2 separate regions of the Homo sapiens genome follow, and region 1 is linked to region 2. Evidence: chromatin loops called from intact Hi-C (ENCODE). Cell type or tissue: IMR-90. All regions are shown on one strand.

The links. A loop is a pair of places that touch in the nucleus more often than their neighbours do. Peaks named below come from ENCODE experiments on the same cell type or tissue, not always from the same donor. Only the 100,000 strongest peaks of a DNase experiment are listed, where the experiment ranks them.
Region 1: it touches region 2 in a loop (9-fold over the local background); 14 of 110 quality-filtered maps call a loop at or near these places.

What each region holds. Positions count from the first base shown.
Region 1 is chr11:95,689,356-95,697,355 of GRCh38, reverse strand. No RefSeq gene overlaps it. Among named protein-coding and RNA genes, the nearest start is that of FAM76B, 96 kb to the left of the region's middle. In IMR-90, no CTCF peak of the experiment used is centred here; no DNase peak of the experiment used is centred here; H3K27ac peaks cover 209 bases.
Region 2 is chr11:95,581,418-95,589,417 of GRCh38, reverse strand. No RefSeq gene overlaps it. Among named protein-coding and RNA genes, the nearest start is that of FAM76B, 200 kb to the left of the region's middle. In IMR-90, no CTCF peak of the experiment used is centred here; DNase peaks (open chromatin) are centred at 3,797 and 5,047; H3K27ac peaks cover 635 bases.

The DNA of each region.
Region 1 (8,000 bases), 110 kb before region 2:
TAAGGTAACTCTGTGTGTTTTGGATAAATAATCTGACACTTCAAATGTTCTAACTGCCCTCTCTAGGGAGTAGATAGAGTCTGGAAGCAAGGGAAGGTTTGCGTGAATTAATGGTATCCAGGAAGCAGGGGAGAGGTGGGCAATTTATGTGCTGTCCTTCTTTGCTTGCTTCTGGGGCTCTAGTTAAGCTCATCCCACCTGGTCTTTGGGAGTCAGCCTCTATTTACATTAAAGCTGCTACTGAGCAGCGTATGGCTGTTGTAACTCCACTCAGGTTGTATTCTTCCAGGATGGGTGAGGCATGATGATGGCTCTTGTGATATGATTACACACACACACACACACACACACACACACACACACACACACACACACACACACACAGGTTTTCATATACAGTTCCTAGCTCAGAAACCTCATAATCTTTGTTATATTCTTTTGTCACAATGTTGGGGTACTTTAGGCCTTAGGAACAGGCCTCAGAAAATGGAATCTCTCTCTCTGACCTTCTCCTGCCTTCTTTTCACCTGCCCAAGGCAGGACTCTCATCTGATTGTGGGTCATGAGAACCTCATTCCAGAGTGGGTTCTACCCCATACTCCGCAGGAAGGAATGCTGCACAGAGAGATCCAGAAAACCCTGAGCAGGCAGGCCTTGCTGGGTTTATTCAGGTCATATCCTTTCTGTACAGTCACATTGTGACACAGTTGTCCATGCTTCCAGACCTTCCCTATGTATCTCTTCATTTGGCTGTTTATTTGTATTCTTTAAAATATCCTTCATAACATACCAGTAAATATGTTTCTGTAAGTTCTATGAGCTGCTCTAATAAATAAATCAAACCCAAAGATAGGGTCATGGGAACCCCAACTTGAAGCTGATCGGTCAGGAGTTCTGGAGGCCTGGACTTGAGGCTGGTGGGAGAAGGGGGCAGACTTGTAGGACTGAGCCCTCCATATGTGATATCTGTTGCTGTTTCTGGGTACATAATGTTAGAACTGATTGGAGGATACCCGGGGAAAAACCCCCACACTTTGGTCACAGAAGTCTTCTTCTGTGTTGATGATTGTTGTTGTGGTATGAGGGCAGAGGAAAACATGGTTTGCGTGTTGCTCTGAAACAGTATCCAAAGTGTTTGGCCATCACCTCTTGTTGATCAGGCCCCACGCTGGCTCTCGCGGTGCTTCAGATTCCCAGTGACTCCATTCCATCCCCAGCTTGGCCCATCGTTGCCTTGAGTAAGTTCACCAGCCAGCACTCATGGTCCACATTCCCGGAGGCATTCAGGAGCTTCTGGACTCCTTCCACATCATATGAGCACCATGGGAGTCAGTTGTCCCATAGCAGGCCTGTCTCTGTGGACACTTCCCTTTGTTGTTCTACCACTCCAAGGCCAGCTTGGATAGCCTAGGAAAGCAGGGCACTAGCATGGAAAAAATGCTTGTGGGTTCTGTCTCAATGTGCCTGGAGTTTTGTGGCAATTTCTGCTGCTGCAAAACCCTCCAGTCTCTATATACCTGGCCCCTGTGCTGGGGATAAACTCAGGGACTCATGATCATCTTCTCCCTTGTCTAGTCTTCTGTAGCTCTCCCTGTCTGATTTCTATCCCTCAAGTCAGAGGTCCTTTCCACTTTATTTTTACTCCTTGGATAGATGGCAACTTCCCTTAAATCATAATCCTTAAATTTCTCTAAAGAAAAATTTTTGTCTTTATTATCTAAGCTTTACTTGAAACTCAGACAATTTGGAGGTTTATCTTTACTATCTAAGGTTCACTTAGACAGTAAAGATAAGAGCTTTACAACATAGTAATATAATATAATATAATATAAGCTTTACTATCTAAAGGTTATAGTAAAATCATATGTTTCAAATTTCAAGTTTTGCTCCTGATATGGAAAGAGAAGTTGTTTACCTTTAGAAGTACCTTGATTTCTGAGAAAACCCTGGTTTTCATGACCACAGCTTTGCCATGGGCCTCATGATTCTCTGTTGCAAATCAAATGCTGAATGGTGGCCTTTTCTTTGCATTCTAGTTAAAACAAAATCTTCCTAGAGGTAACAGTGTATCTGGTTTAGTAGAGCACAGCCTTATGCAAGGAAGAGTGAAGAAAATCATTAATAAATTAAAAAATATTATCCACTGCCATAAAAACTCTTAAACTTTTATTGTAACCACAGGTTCACTGGACTGTCATTCCTTCTTAACTGAAAGTCTTCCAGGGGACTCTCTCTTACTCAACTTTGTGTCCTAATATAAGAAAAACAAAAGCAAGGTTTAGGGCCACCTTCTATCCTCTTCTGGTCCAATGGAGAAGACAAGAGAGGATCTCAAAGGCAGGGAACAGCACATACAAGGTAGAGAGGATAGATGAGCATTATTCTGGAAGCTTCTGAGTTCTTAAACAATTGAGTTCTACAGTGATTGATCAGGCAAGAATTTCCAGTCCTGCAAGTGGATATCCATAAAGGCAAGGACTAGATGTATGCTTTGTTGCTTCAGGCTGCTAAGAAGAGAAAACCATACAGCTCTCATTTTTATGGAGCTGGCTAGGAATAGTGCTGGCCCTTATGAATAATACCATACGTTCAAGGATTGGGATGTCCATGTGTAAGTAATAATAATAGTACAACAGCTATCAATTACTGAGCTCAGTACTATGTGCCAAGGGCTCTTCAGAAAGCTTCACATATATTAACTCATTTAATCCTTACCACAGTGCTATAAAATAGCTTCTGTTATTAACTTCATTTTACAGAGATGGAGCTAGAGGTGCACAGAGATGAGCTGATTTTTCTAAGGTCACACAACTAGAAATTAGCAGAGCTACAATGTAAACACAGGGAGGGTAACTTCAGGGCCACTATTCTGTATCTCTAACCCAACAATCCTGCGGAGACAATTCAAACATATTAGTTGTGCCTAAATTCAAAGTATTGCATTATAATAAAGCTATAAATCTATTTTCTATTTCAGGCTTATAGTCCTCAGCGAATTGCAGAAAGAATCTGGTGAACAAAAGAAGAACAACCTTGTTTCAAGTAGCAGATGTGCAAGGAGGGTCCACAAGGAAATTTCCCAAAAGGAAAATAGGTTCATACACAGATCATAGAAAATTCACTTTTATAATCCAAATAGTTTTCTAACTTTATTTCAAGTAAAATTTTTTTCCCCAAATAACATATTCCAAAGCAGTAAGATAGATCAAAGTGATGCTACAAAGCTTGAAATGGGGATGAGAGCTCAGAGTCTTAAATGCTCAACTTGCTGCACCCCACTGAAGCATTCGATAAATTCACTGTACTCCTTCTAGTACCCTTTTTCTGGGTCATTCTGCCACAAATTTTAAAATTCCAAGTATGATTAAAAGAAAGAGCTACTTTTCAAAATAGAGTCTGAAACTAGCTTTATGATATTTTATTTGAACATCCACATGTGTAAGCGTTAGAATTGCTGGGAAGATAACTGCTTAATTGACCAGGTGTGCACATCAGTTGTTGGGAGAAAGAGAAAATACCATTGATTTAATTTTTTAAAAAAAAATTCAACTTTTATTTTAGACACAAGAGGGTACAGGTGTAGGTTTGTTACATGTAAATATTGCATGATGATAAATTTTGGAGTATGGATCCCATCATCCGAGGTAGTGAGCATAGTACCCAATAGGTAGTTTTTGAACTCCCCCCTCTAGTAGTTCCCAGTGTCTATTGTTCATCTGTTGTTCCCATATTTATGTCCATGTGTGCTCAATATTTAGCTACCACTTGTAAGTGAGAATATGCAGTGTTTTGTTTTCTGTTCCTGCATTAATTCTCTTAGTACTATGGCTTCTAACTGCATCCATGTTGTTGCACAGGACATGATTTTATTCTTTTTTAAGGCTGCATAGTATTCCATGGTGCATATGTACCAGATTTTCTTTATCCAATCTACCATTGATGGGCACCTGGATTGATTCCATGTCTTTTCTATTGTGAATAGTGCAGCAATAAACATACGAGTGAATGTGTCTTTTTGGTAGAATGATTTATTTTCCTTTGAGTATATACCCAGCAGTGGGGTTGTTGAGTCAAATAATAGCTCTGTTTTAATGTTTTAAGTTCTTTGAGAAATCTCCAGACTGCTTTCCTCAGTGGCTGGACTAATTTGCATTCCCATCAACAGTGTTCCCTTTTCTCTGCAGTCTCGCTAGCATCTGTTGTTTTTTGACTTTTTAATAATAGCCATTCTGACTGGTGTGAGATGGTATCTCATTGTGGTTTTGATTTGCATTGCTCTGATGATTACTGATGCTGAGCATTTTTTCATGTTTGCTGGCCACTTGTATATCTTCTTTTGAGAGCGTCTGCTGGTCTCAAACTTCCGATCTCAAGTGATCTGCCCCTCTTGGCCTCCCAAGTGCTGGGATTACAGGAGTGAGCCACTGTGCCTGGCCCCTTTGCCTATTTTTAATGGAGTTATTTGTTTTTTGCTTGTTGAATTGTTTAAGTAGAATAGATATTTCAAGGGAATAATAACTAAGCTAAAATTTGAAGAATGAGTTGGTAATTATGGATAAGCAAAACATGTCCAAAGGAGTGCAGATAAGAAACAGCTTGACATATTACTAAGTTGGTAAGAATTTAGTATGTCCCAAGTATGTACATAGACAGAGGGATAGTTTGTGAATTAGGCAAGTGCCATATCTTGTAAGGCATTAGATACTAAGAAAAAGAATTTGAGCTTTATCCTGAACAAATGCAGAGCTATTAAAGGAATTTAATGAAGAAAATTGCATTTTAGAAAGATTGCTCCAGGGTGGAGAATGAATTGCAGTGGGGCAAACTGAAAATAGGGTGACAATTTAGGAAATAAGAAAACAGGAAGCAATTGCCATAATCAAGTGTGAAGTGATTAGATCACGGACTAAGAAAGTAACAGTAGATATAGAAGGGTGGGATGGGGACATATTCAAGAGACAGTTTGGAGGTGGAATCTCTTAGAATTGGATAAGTGGATGGATTGTGGCAGAGGTTTTGAGGGGCAAAGAGGAGTATAGACAACATCTCTTGTCTTCTAGTTTGAGTGATTAAATTTGGAAGACTGATATTCATCAAGATGGCAAATGCAGGAAAAGGTGCAGCTTTGATAAGGAAAGAATGATTTAGACATATTAATTTGAAGATCTTTGGGCTTTCTAGGTGGAGATGCCCCATACACAGTTGGATATACAGATCTGGAGTTTAGCCAAGAGGTACAAGCCAGAGAAATATGTTTGGAGCCAATAATAACATACATAGGTAAGAGTGGAAGTTGTGAATGAGGATAAAAATCCCCAGAAAGAGTACATGAAGGAGAGAAGCTAGGGTAAATAAAAGAGCCCTGGAGGACAACAAATTTGAGAGTTAACTAGAGACAGTAGAATCTACAAAGGAGCTCGGGAAGAAACAGCAAAAGAGGTTAGAGAAACCAGAAGAGTGGGTTACAGAATCCAAGGGAGAAAATATTTCATAAAGGACTAAGTAGTCAGGAGCATCAAGTACCACAAAGGTCAAGTAATAGAAAACGTTTAGAATGCCCATTGGAACTGGGAACTAAAGAAAGTCACTGACATTTTGGGGGAAAGTATAAGCAATGAAAGAGATGAAGTAGATACTGAATGTCAAATAGTATGTCTGTAAAGGAGAAATGAGATGGTAGCTCATGGAAGAGAGGAGCTTGAGGTTAAAACAAGGGATCTTTTTTTTAGTGGTGTAAAATGTCCATTTATTTTCTCACAGATCTGTATATTACTCAACTGTGTTCTCTGCTGGGGGTCTCTCAAGGCTGAAATCAGGGTGTTAGACTGGCTCTTATATGCAGGATCTGGGGAAGACTACATTTCCAGGTTCTTTCAGGTTGTCATAATTCAGTTCCTCATAGTTTCTCATGTTTACAGGACTGAGGTTCCTGTTTGCTGGTTGAGCCCACCCTACAGAGGCCACATGAATTCTTCATTCTGCAGACTCCTCCATCTTCAAAGCCACAGCGTGTTGAATCCCTTTTATGCTTCACATCTCTCTGACTTGCTCTTTTAGCTTTAATAATTAAAAAACACCTCCAAATTGTGATTTCACATAAAATTCGCCATTCTAACCGCTTTTCAGTGTGCAGTTCAGAAGTGTTAAGTATATTCATGTTCTTGTGCAACCAATCTCCAGAACTTTCTCATGTTGCAAAACTGAACCTCTGTTACCTGTGAATAACAATTCCTCGTTTCTTTCTCCTCCCAGCCCCTGACAACCGTCATTCTACTTTCTGTTTCTAGGAGTTTGACTACTCTAGGTACCTCATCTAAGTGGAATCATACAGCATTTGTCATTTTGTGATTTGTTTATTTCACTTAATATGATATCCTCCTGGTTCATCCATGTTGTAGCATGTGTCACAGTTTCCTGGGGAGGGGAATTTTTAAGATGGAAAATATGAAAAAAAAAATGGACAGAGCAGGCCACAGGAAAGGAACCAGCCCATGCGTTGAGATTAGAGAGGTCCTACTTGAAATCCTACTATCTGAGAGTCATTTATTTGATCTTCAAGATCTGTTGCCTCTTCAGTCTCCCAGGTAAAAAGCAAATATATCTCGAGATGAGTAAACTTTTAACATCCAAGGGTTGACTAGGTGGCTGTTGGTTGAAATAAAGACAGATAGGTTCCTCAAAAGGGAAAATAAAGAGTGCAAGTGGTGGATGAAGAAGAGGTGAAGACTGGTGAAAGAGTCAGTAGGTCAGACTGTTGTTGGAAACAATCCTTCTTAAGAACTCTGTGGATGTCATCTAGCTTGTCTTAGAATGCAAGTTATCTTCTCACTTAAGAATACTTGCAACTTCATTCTGTTTGGTGTAGGTGCCTATTCTGTTTGCATTTAAGAAGACCCTGGTAACAAAGGAAGAGAGCTTATAAAGACCCCATTTAGAGGGAAATCAGATGGAGACTAAGTACTTTAATGGAGAATTAATACTAAGATAGGATCAGTTAAACTCCAGATTTCAAACACAGTCTTTCCCGGTTTCCCATTACGCAATCTTGCCCAGCTTCCCATTCCAGTTTCCCAATGCGAAACTGGGAAAGACTGTGTTTGAAATCTGGGGTTGGGCTTTGCAAGGGGTGTGCCCTCAGGGGTCTTATGAGATACTCTACATATCTTCAGCTATGAACCCCTTCTTTGACCTCTTGTACAGTCAGCTTCTTGACATCTCTGTTTAGATGATGAATAGGAATCTCCAAGTCAACATTTCCAATACTTCACTTGATTTCCCATCCCTCTCCCAAATCTATTCTCTCCTAGTCTTCCTGAATTCAGAAAATGTCACTAGCATAACAATCCAGTCCCATTTTTTTTCGTGCAATTTATGAGCACATGCTGGCTGTTCTATCATGAAAGACATTTACTTCCTCCCATCTTCGTGGACTACCTAGTCCAGGCATTGTAATTTCTCACCTGAACTACTGCAGTTGCCCCTAACTGGTCTTTCTGCTCCATTTTTGCCAATATGTAATCAGCTCTCTAAACAGCAGCCTCAAAATTCTTTAATGTCTTTTCACTGCAGTTGGGATAAAATTAAAATTCTCTACCACAGGTGCTGGGCCCTAATAGCATCTCTGACCTCATCAACTGTTTTCTCTTCCCTTATCCCTTTCCAGCTGCATCTGCCTCCTTTCCATTCCTCATCCCCACCAATTTTGTTCTCATCTTAAGGCTCTTCTGGGACTCTTCCTCCAAATCCTGTCATTGCTGTCTCATTAACATTCTAATCTCAGCTCAAATGTTTCCTCCTCAGAAAGCTGTCCCTGACCACCCAATCTAAAGAAATCTTTCACCTGACTCACTCTATGCTATGCCACCCTTTTAAATTTTTCTTCATGAGTGTTTTCACTATCTAGAATAATCATTTTTATTTGTATGTTTTTCATTATATCTCTCTCATTAAAGTAAAAACTCTAAGGACAAAATGTTGCATCTATCTCATTTCTGTATTCT
Region 2 (8,000 bases):
TGATTGGGAAGAAAACTTAGAGTTTGTATAGTCTAATTATTCATATGATGCTAGAATTTTTTTTATATTATCACCTAAGATGCTAAGATCTTATTGAATCTTAGTATAGGTAGACCTATATCCTATAGGTTAGTATTGAATCTTGGTATAGTTATCATCATCCCCATCTTACAGATGAAGCAACTGAAGTTCAGATAATTTAGTAAGCTATCCATTATCTGCTTACACAGTAATAGAGAGCTCACCCTTTATAAATAACTTATTCCATCTCTGGCCGGATTTCATGATTATAAAGTGATCCTTTTAACTGAGCTGAAATTTTTTCATTAGTATTTCTCCTGTGGTTCTCTGTGACACTTCAGAGCCACAGAGAGTAAATGTGCTTCTTTTCATATGACTGTTGCTTTTCTATTTGAAGACAGATATCCTGTCTTGTTATGTTCATCTCCTCCAAATAAGCTGCCCTTTTACTTCCATCATTACTCCTGAGACTGTCAAGTCTTCTCTACATCCTGACGGTGAACGGGTTCCAGATCCTCAATAGCCCTCTTAAAGTGTGATACCCACAGCTGAATACAATATCTGGGTGGTGCCACTACCTCAAAATAGAGTGAGACCGGGAACTCTTACTCCTATATATTACCCTTCTACCACACCATTGTCACAACCCACTGTTCTTTTATAATGAGCTTCCTGGCCACAAAACGCCTAAAATATGGCCCCCATGCCACGTCTTCCTTGTGTTTTTATGTGTGCAGTTGTATCTGGCCACAAAGCAATGCTGTAAAATGGGCATGGCCCATGCATCATCTAACTCTGGGCATTTGGAAGCAGGAAAAATAAGGAAAATGACTCAGGATGACAAGAAACTTAAAAAGATGTTGCTTATTTTTTTTTTTTAGAATCTGAAATACCAAGATATCTTCGGATACATTATTCAATGTATTCATAGGCTCTTTCCACTACCCATTATTAGCAAATTTTGACAAATGAACATTTTGCATCTTTATATGTCATCAAGTAAAATTTTGAGTATATTATAACTTAATACAAAGTCTTATAACATTTGGGCCTTAGTAAGTAGTACAGTTTGGGTACATGTGTTCTAGTACAGTTTGGATAAATGTGTTCAATCACTTTAAAACTACTTAATTTCCATTAAATTTACGTATTTATTTATCCATTGTTATTTCTAGGCCTTAGAATATATTTTTTCAATTCTCCTGGGACTGTCTTCTGCCCATCTTTGCCTAGAAAAGTTCTGCCCATACTCTGTCTTTTGTTTTAGATATCACCACTTCTTTCGGATTAGTTCTCATTCTTATGTATTCCTACAGTGCTGCATTGCCACCATCATAGCAATTGCCACACTCTTGTAATTTTCTTTGTATCTGCCTATGTCTCCTACTAGACTGTAAATTGTGTTAGGACAGGGATTGATACTATTACACCCTAAGTGTCCAGCACAGTGCAAAGTAGCTTCTCAGTAAATACTTTTTAATTAAATGAGTAAATCTTCAGGACCACATGCTGAGGTAGTTATCATCATCCCCATCTTGCAGATGAAGCAACTGAAGTTCAGATAATTTAGTAAGCTAGCAAAGCAGTGGCTCAAGGCCCAGGATTCTGAATCTGTATCTAATGCTGTCATTATAAAACCAGTTACACACACCTTCCATATACTTACCAATGTCTGAAGTTTCTTAACAAATGATAGAGCCTTTAGGATCTTACTGGAGATAAGACTTAAATGCAAATACCAGAAAAAGAGAAAGCATAATAGATTGACTTCTGGTAACACTAGGGCATTAAATACTAATGCCAGACATTCTTCTAGAAGTAGGTCCTGACTTGAAGAGAAAGTGAGCCTTCTGTTCTTGCCATGCAAATCTATACAAATCATTTTTTGTCAGTGTCTCAGTTTCCCATAGTAAATTCTTGCTGATTGTTTGATTTACTTGGTTTCCAAGAAGTTAGACAAGAATAGTCCCCTAAACTTTGTTCTTTTTCATATGAACCACCATAATCAGAAATGATTGATTTATTTTACATAGTATTATTTTTCTGCTTATAAAAATTAGACAAGCTTATTGTTGACTATTTGAAAAAATAATTTTAAAATCAAGTAGAAAAAAACTTCCTACCACATATTCCTTTTTCTTTCCTTTTGCAAACAATTGCATATTTTCTATAATTTGGGATTAGCCACTACATGTTCTTATGTTGAGAATTTTCCTATATTGTTAAATATTCAATACTACATGATTTTAAATGATTGCATAAATTCACTGTAGGTATGTTCCACACATATATCTAATCAATTCCATATTGTAGATATTTAGGATTGTTTCCAGTTTTGGAGTCTATAAATAATATGGCAGTACTTATCCTTGGGCATTAATCTTTGCACACATGACTGATTAAGAGAGATTTCTTTTTTCTCATCTAATTGGTTGTATGCGATTCGGGGCCTTATTAGGATAAGAACTCCCCATAACTGGGCCTCACCTTAAAGTACTTACACAATTTTGACCCTCAGCAGCAATCAGATTGAATCAAGGATTAGAATTCCTGATCCTGAGTATGTAGATTAGATTTGGCTCCTTGAGACTCTTATTGCTCTCCCCATTTTCCCATGGTATCGGGAGAGCTGAGCTCCAGGGTGGGGCTGGAGGACTCTCTGTTTTCAAGCTGGGCTCATCTCTGCCAGCAGCACTGCCCCTGGGCCCCAACGTCAAAATAAGAAAGAAAAGTTAGTATTGAGAATGAGGAAGGCTGAGGTCATCACTGTCCCAAAGGCAGTGGCAGGAGAGAGAGACAGAGAGAGAGAGAGAGAGAGAGAGAGCGCAAGTGAGCAAAGAAGCAAGATGCATATATACATTCTTCTGAGTCTTTTTTCTTTTAAACCCAGAGAAGGAAAAAAGCAACTGCCTAAGTTAATACTGCCCTGGGGGCAGCCTGAATGGGCATGACTTGAACCAAGTGGCTTGTCACCCTGCTGCCTTTATGACCCTTGCAGGGTCCAAGAAAATGCATACATGAACTCACTGGGTTGAACAACACACTCAGTGTCTTGAGAACAAATGGACTTTTCTTTGGTGTTAGTTACAAACATCTTTTCTTTCCACTTATTCAGTTACCCAAGAAGCAAAAGCTAATCTCCTGTGAAAGTTCAGGAGAAAGGCATGTGATGTGGCTCCAAGCTGCCTTAGCCATGTGCCCAGGAAAGACCGCTGCTGGGCTTGGAGGGGCTCTGCTTCTGTGCCTGCCTACCCTGTTCTGTGTCTAGAGGAGTAAACCAATTAATAAACTACACTAATTTACAGTCTTTTTATTTCAGATAGGTTCATTCATTTATCTACTTTCTATCTATCTATCTATATATCTATCTATCTATCATCTATCTATCTACCTATCATCTCTATCATAGTCTATCATCTATCTATCTATCTATAGTCATGCGTTCCTTAAAAACAGGGACACGTTCTGAGAAATGCATTGTTAGGTGATTTCATCATTGTGTGAACATCTTAGAGGGTGCTTACACAAACCTAGATAGTACAGCCTACTACACAGCTAGGCTACATGGTATAACTTATTGCTCCTAGGCTACAAACCTGTATAGTATGTTACTGTGCTGAGTACTACAGGCGATTGTAACACCGTGGTAAGTATTTGTGTATCTAAACATATCTAAATATAGAAAGGTTCAATTACAATACAGTATAAAATATTCAAAAATGGTACACTTACACAGGGTAGTTATCATGAATGGAGTTTGCATGACTGGAAGTTGCCCTGGGTGAGTCAGTGAATAAGTAGTGAGTGAATGTGAATATCTAGGACATTACTGTATACTACTGCAGACTTTATAAACACTGTCCACTTAGGCTATACTAAAATTTATTTTTAAATTTTCTCTTTTAACTTTTATTTTAGGTTCAGGGCTACACGTGCAGATTTGTTTTATAGGTAAACTTGTGTCATGGTTTTTTTCTTTTCTTCAGATTATTTAGTCACCGAGGTACTAAGCCTAGTGCCCAATAGTTATTTTATTTTCTCTGCTCCTCTTCCTCCTCCCATCCTCCTCCCTCAGGTAGGCCCCAGTGTTCCCTCTTTGTGTCTGTATGTTCTCATCATTTAACTCTCACTTATAAGTGAGGACATGTGCTTTGTGGTTTACTCTTCCTGCATTAGTTTGCTAAGGATAATGACCTCCAACTCCAACCACGCTCCTGCAAAGGACTTGATCTTGTTATCTTTTATGGCTGCATTGTATTCCATGTACAATATGTACCATATTCCATGTAAAATATGTACCATATTTTAAATTTTCTTTTTCAATAATAAATTAACCTTAGATTACTGTGACTTTTTTGCTTTATAAACTTTAAATTTTTTAAAAAAAATTTTGACTCCTTGGTAATAACACTTAAAGCATAAATATGATGTAGTTGTACAAAAATATTTTCTTTTTATATCCTTTTTCTGTAAGCTTCTTTGTATTAAAATTTTTTTAACTTCTAAAAGATGTTGTTAGAAAACTAAGACACAAACACGCACATTAGCATAGGCCCACACAGGATCAGGGTTAAAAATAACATCACTGTCTTCCACTTTCACATCTTTTTCCATTGGGTTGTCTCTAGGGGCGCTAACATACATGAAGCTGTCATCTCCCATGATAACAATGCCTTCTTCTAGAATATCTCCTGAAGTACTTGCCTGAGGCTGTTTTACAATTAACTTTTTAAATTTTTTTGTAAGTAGAAGAAGGGTACTCTAAAATAATAATTAAAATTACAGTATAGCAAATACATAAACCAGTAACAACATAGTTGTTTATTATCCTTATCAAGTGTTGTATGCTATACATAACTGTATGTGTTCTACTTTTATATGACTAGCAACACAGTAAGTTTGTTTACATGAGCATCACCACAAACACATGAGTAATGCCTTCTGCTACGATCTTACTAAAGCTACAGTGTCGCTAGGTGCTAGGAATGTTGCAACTCCATTATAATCTTATGGGGCCACCATCATTTATGCAGTCAGTCTTTGGCCAAAATGTTGTTCTGATTCTCAAGATTGTACACACACACAAATACAAACACACAGACACACACACACACGCAAGAAGAAGGTATGTGGTGATTCATGTTCCTAGTATGACTAAGATAGATCAGAAACTTTAATACTGCCAAGAACTTCTTAAAATGAAATAAAAAATTTTCAAAGAACCGTACTTTCTCTTTAATAAGGCATTATTCTTTTCCTTTTTTTTTTCTTTTGAAGACAGAGTCTTGCTCTGTCACCCAGGCAGGAGTGCATTTGCGCCTAGCTTACTGCATCCTTGAACTCCTGGGCTCAGGCAATCTTCCTGTCTCAGCCTTTCTGGTAGCTAGGACTACAGGTGTACACCATCATACCCAGTAAATATTTATTTTTATTTTTATTTGTGTAGAGATGGGGTCTCACTATGTTGCCCAGTCTGGTCTTAAACTCCTGGCCTCAGGAAATTCTTCCATCTTGGCCTCCCAAAGTGTTGGAATTATAGGCGTGAGCCACTGAGCCCAACCTGCATTATTTCTAATTCGGTAATTTATCTCCTTGAGAAAAGCATTTGGAACAGTAACTCCTAGAGTAGACTTGGTCTTTAAGCTTCAAATTCTATATCACCTGTTAGTTGTGTGTTCTTTGCAGCCTAGGAAAGGCAAGAAATGAGCAACCTTATTTTAAAAACCATTTCTCCTGGATAAACACCATACATGCATTTAGGTACACACAGGGACTATTAAACAGTTTCAAAGCATCTATGGGCCTTGCTCCATCATTCAATCTCTCTTTCTTGTATCTTCTTGCTCTGAATCCCATCTGATTCTAAGAAATTTACAAATATGCTCTACTATCTCCCATTCGATGTTGACATTTCCTTGAATCCCCAAATTATATTCTAATCTCCACCCCACCTTACTTATTCCATGTTCCAGAATGTAGCTACCCATCAACTCATTGTAATCCGGCTTGCACACTCAGTATGAAGCTTGAAGGCTACTTTTTTCCCCCACACACCACACTCAATAAATCCCCTAGCCCAGCCTGTTTTACTCCTAACACTTTCTTGAATCCGTAGCTCCTCCTTGTCATCCCCTGTGCTACAGTCCTAGTTCGGATTCTCATCATCTCTTGCCTGGACAATTATAAGAGTTTCTAATGTGTCTCCTGATAACGCAGCTTGACAGTGTTGGGACAGTTAGAATCATAGTCTTGTGTATTTTGTCAACAGTCATAAAACCCCACTATATTCCTGGTGTCCTGGTCAAGGTAATAGTAACCCTGTTTACCATGTGATTATAAAGTAATGAGGCAGGTTCTTTAAAACAGTCACGTTAATTCATATTTAATTCATCCACAAAATATTTATTAAGCACCTATCATATGCCACACATTGATTTAGAGCTGGAAATATAGTGGTGAATAAGACAGATGGTCCTGTGATTATGGGATTTCATGAAGCTGCATGAGAGGCATGGGCAGAAGCAAGGACTCTGTAATCAGATGATGCTGTGTTCAAATCTTGCCTCCATACCTTATGAAGTTCTCAAGATCATTCATTCATTCATTTATTCATCCAGTCATTAATGGATGCTAAATACCTACCGATTGTCTATTATGTGTCAGGTGGTGTATCAGTTCCTAAAGAGATAGGCAAGTCCTGCCCTCAAAGAGATTATTTTCTTGTGGGAAAGAAAGGCTAACAATAAATACATCATACATCATAAGCAAGGTCATTTCATATAGTGTAGTAGCTATGAAGAAAGTAAAATAAGGTAATAGGATGGAGTGTGATTTACTCTGACTCTTGTTTGGAAAGATCTGTCTTATACTGAGTAGCCTGGGAAGACCTTTCCGGAAAGGTGACATCTGAGCCAAGTTGTGAAAATGGCCAGGGAAAGCAAAGAGCTGAAGGAAAGAGCAGAGGAAATAAAACAAGTGCCAAAAAAGTGAGATAGCCATTGGGTAAGGAAAAATGAGCAAGTGTAGCTGGAATGGAGTGAATGAGAGTGAATGTTGCATAGGTGATGTTGGAGAGGCCAGATCATTTTGGGTTTTGTGGACAATGTGGATGCTCAGATTTTATTCCAAGTTATTTAATCTCTCCAAGACTTAGTTTTCTCAACCAAATAAAGAAATCTCATAAGGTCGTTGTGAGAATTACAAATTATAATCCTTTCACGCATTAATCAGTTAATTCAATAAATCTTTTTCAAATGGCTACCATATGCCAATTTTAGGCATTGAGAATAATGTGGTGAGGAAGTAATGGCTTATTCTCAAGGATGTCATAGTTGTTATGGGAGATGGGCCCATAGGAAAAATATTATAACATAGTGTGACAAACACAACAGTAGATGTGTGTGTGTTTTTCCAATTCTATTCATCCTAATATCCACAACTGGGTTAGGGACATCAACACCTCTTATCTTGAGTTACTTCTAGAGCCTTCTAACTAGTCTCTTCATTTCCAATCCTGTTCTTCTCCAAAACATTCCCCACACTGCACCAGAGTGATCTTTCTAAAATTCAAATGGTAATTCATTCACTCAAAAATATTTACTATGTGTCTGCAGTGTGATGGGTTTCCTTCTGGGTTCTTGTGAAATATCAGTAAACCAATAACACTTGTTTGACTAAAATCTTTTAATATTCCACATTGCCCTCAAGATGTAATATAAACTACTTAGTTTGGTGTAAACAATCTTCAGGCCTCTTGAAGCTCCCAGGATAATAGTACAAATAGAGCCAAAATGCCATATGTAAGGTTATAAATCAAGCTATCAAACTGTTCTTAAAATATGCTCTACCTGAATGCCTTGACAAATATAAATGTATAAGGGCTTAGAAGGCCTGGTTCAAATTTAGAATTCTTGAGCTCCTCAGAGTTCCAGGCCAGAACACTGTAGTACTGGGAGACCTGCAGCTCTTGCCTTATCTCT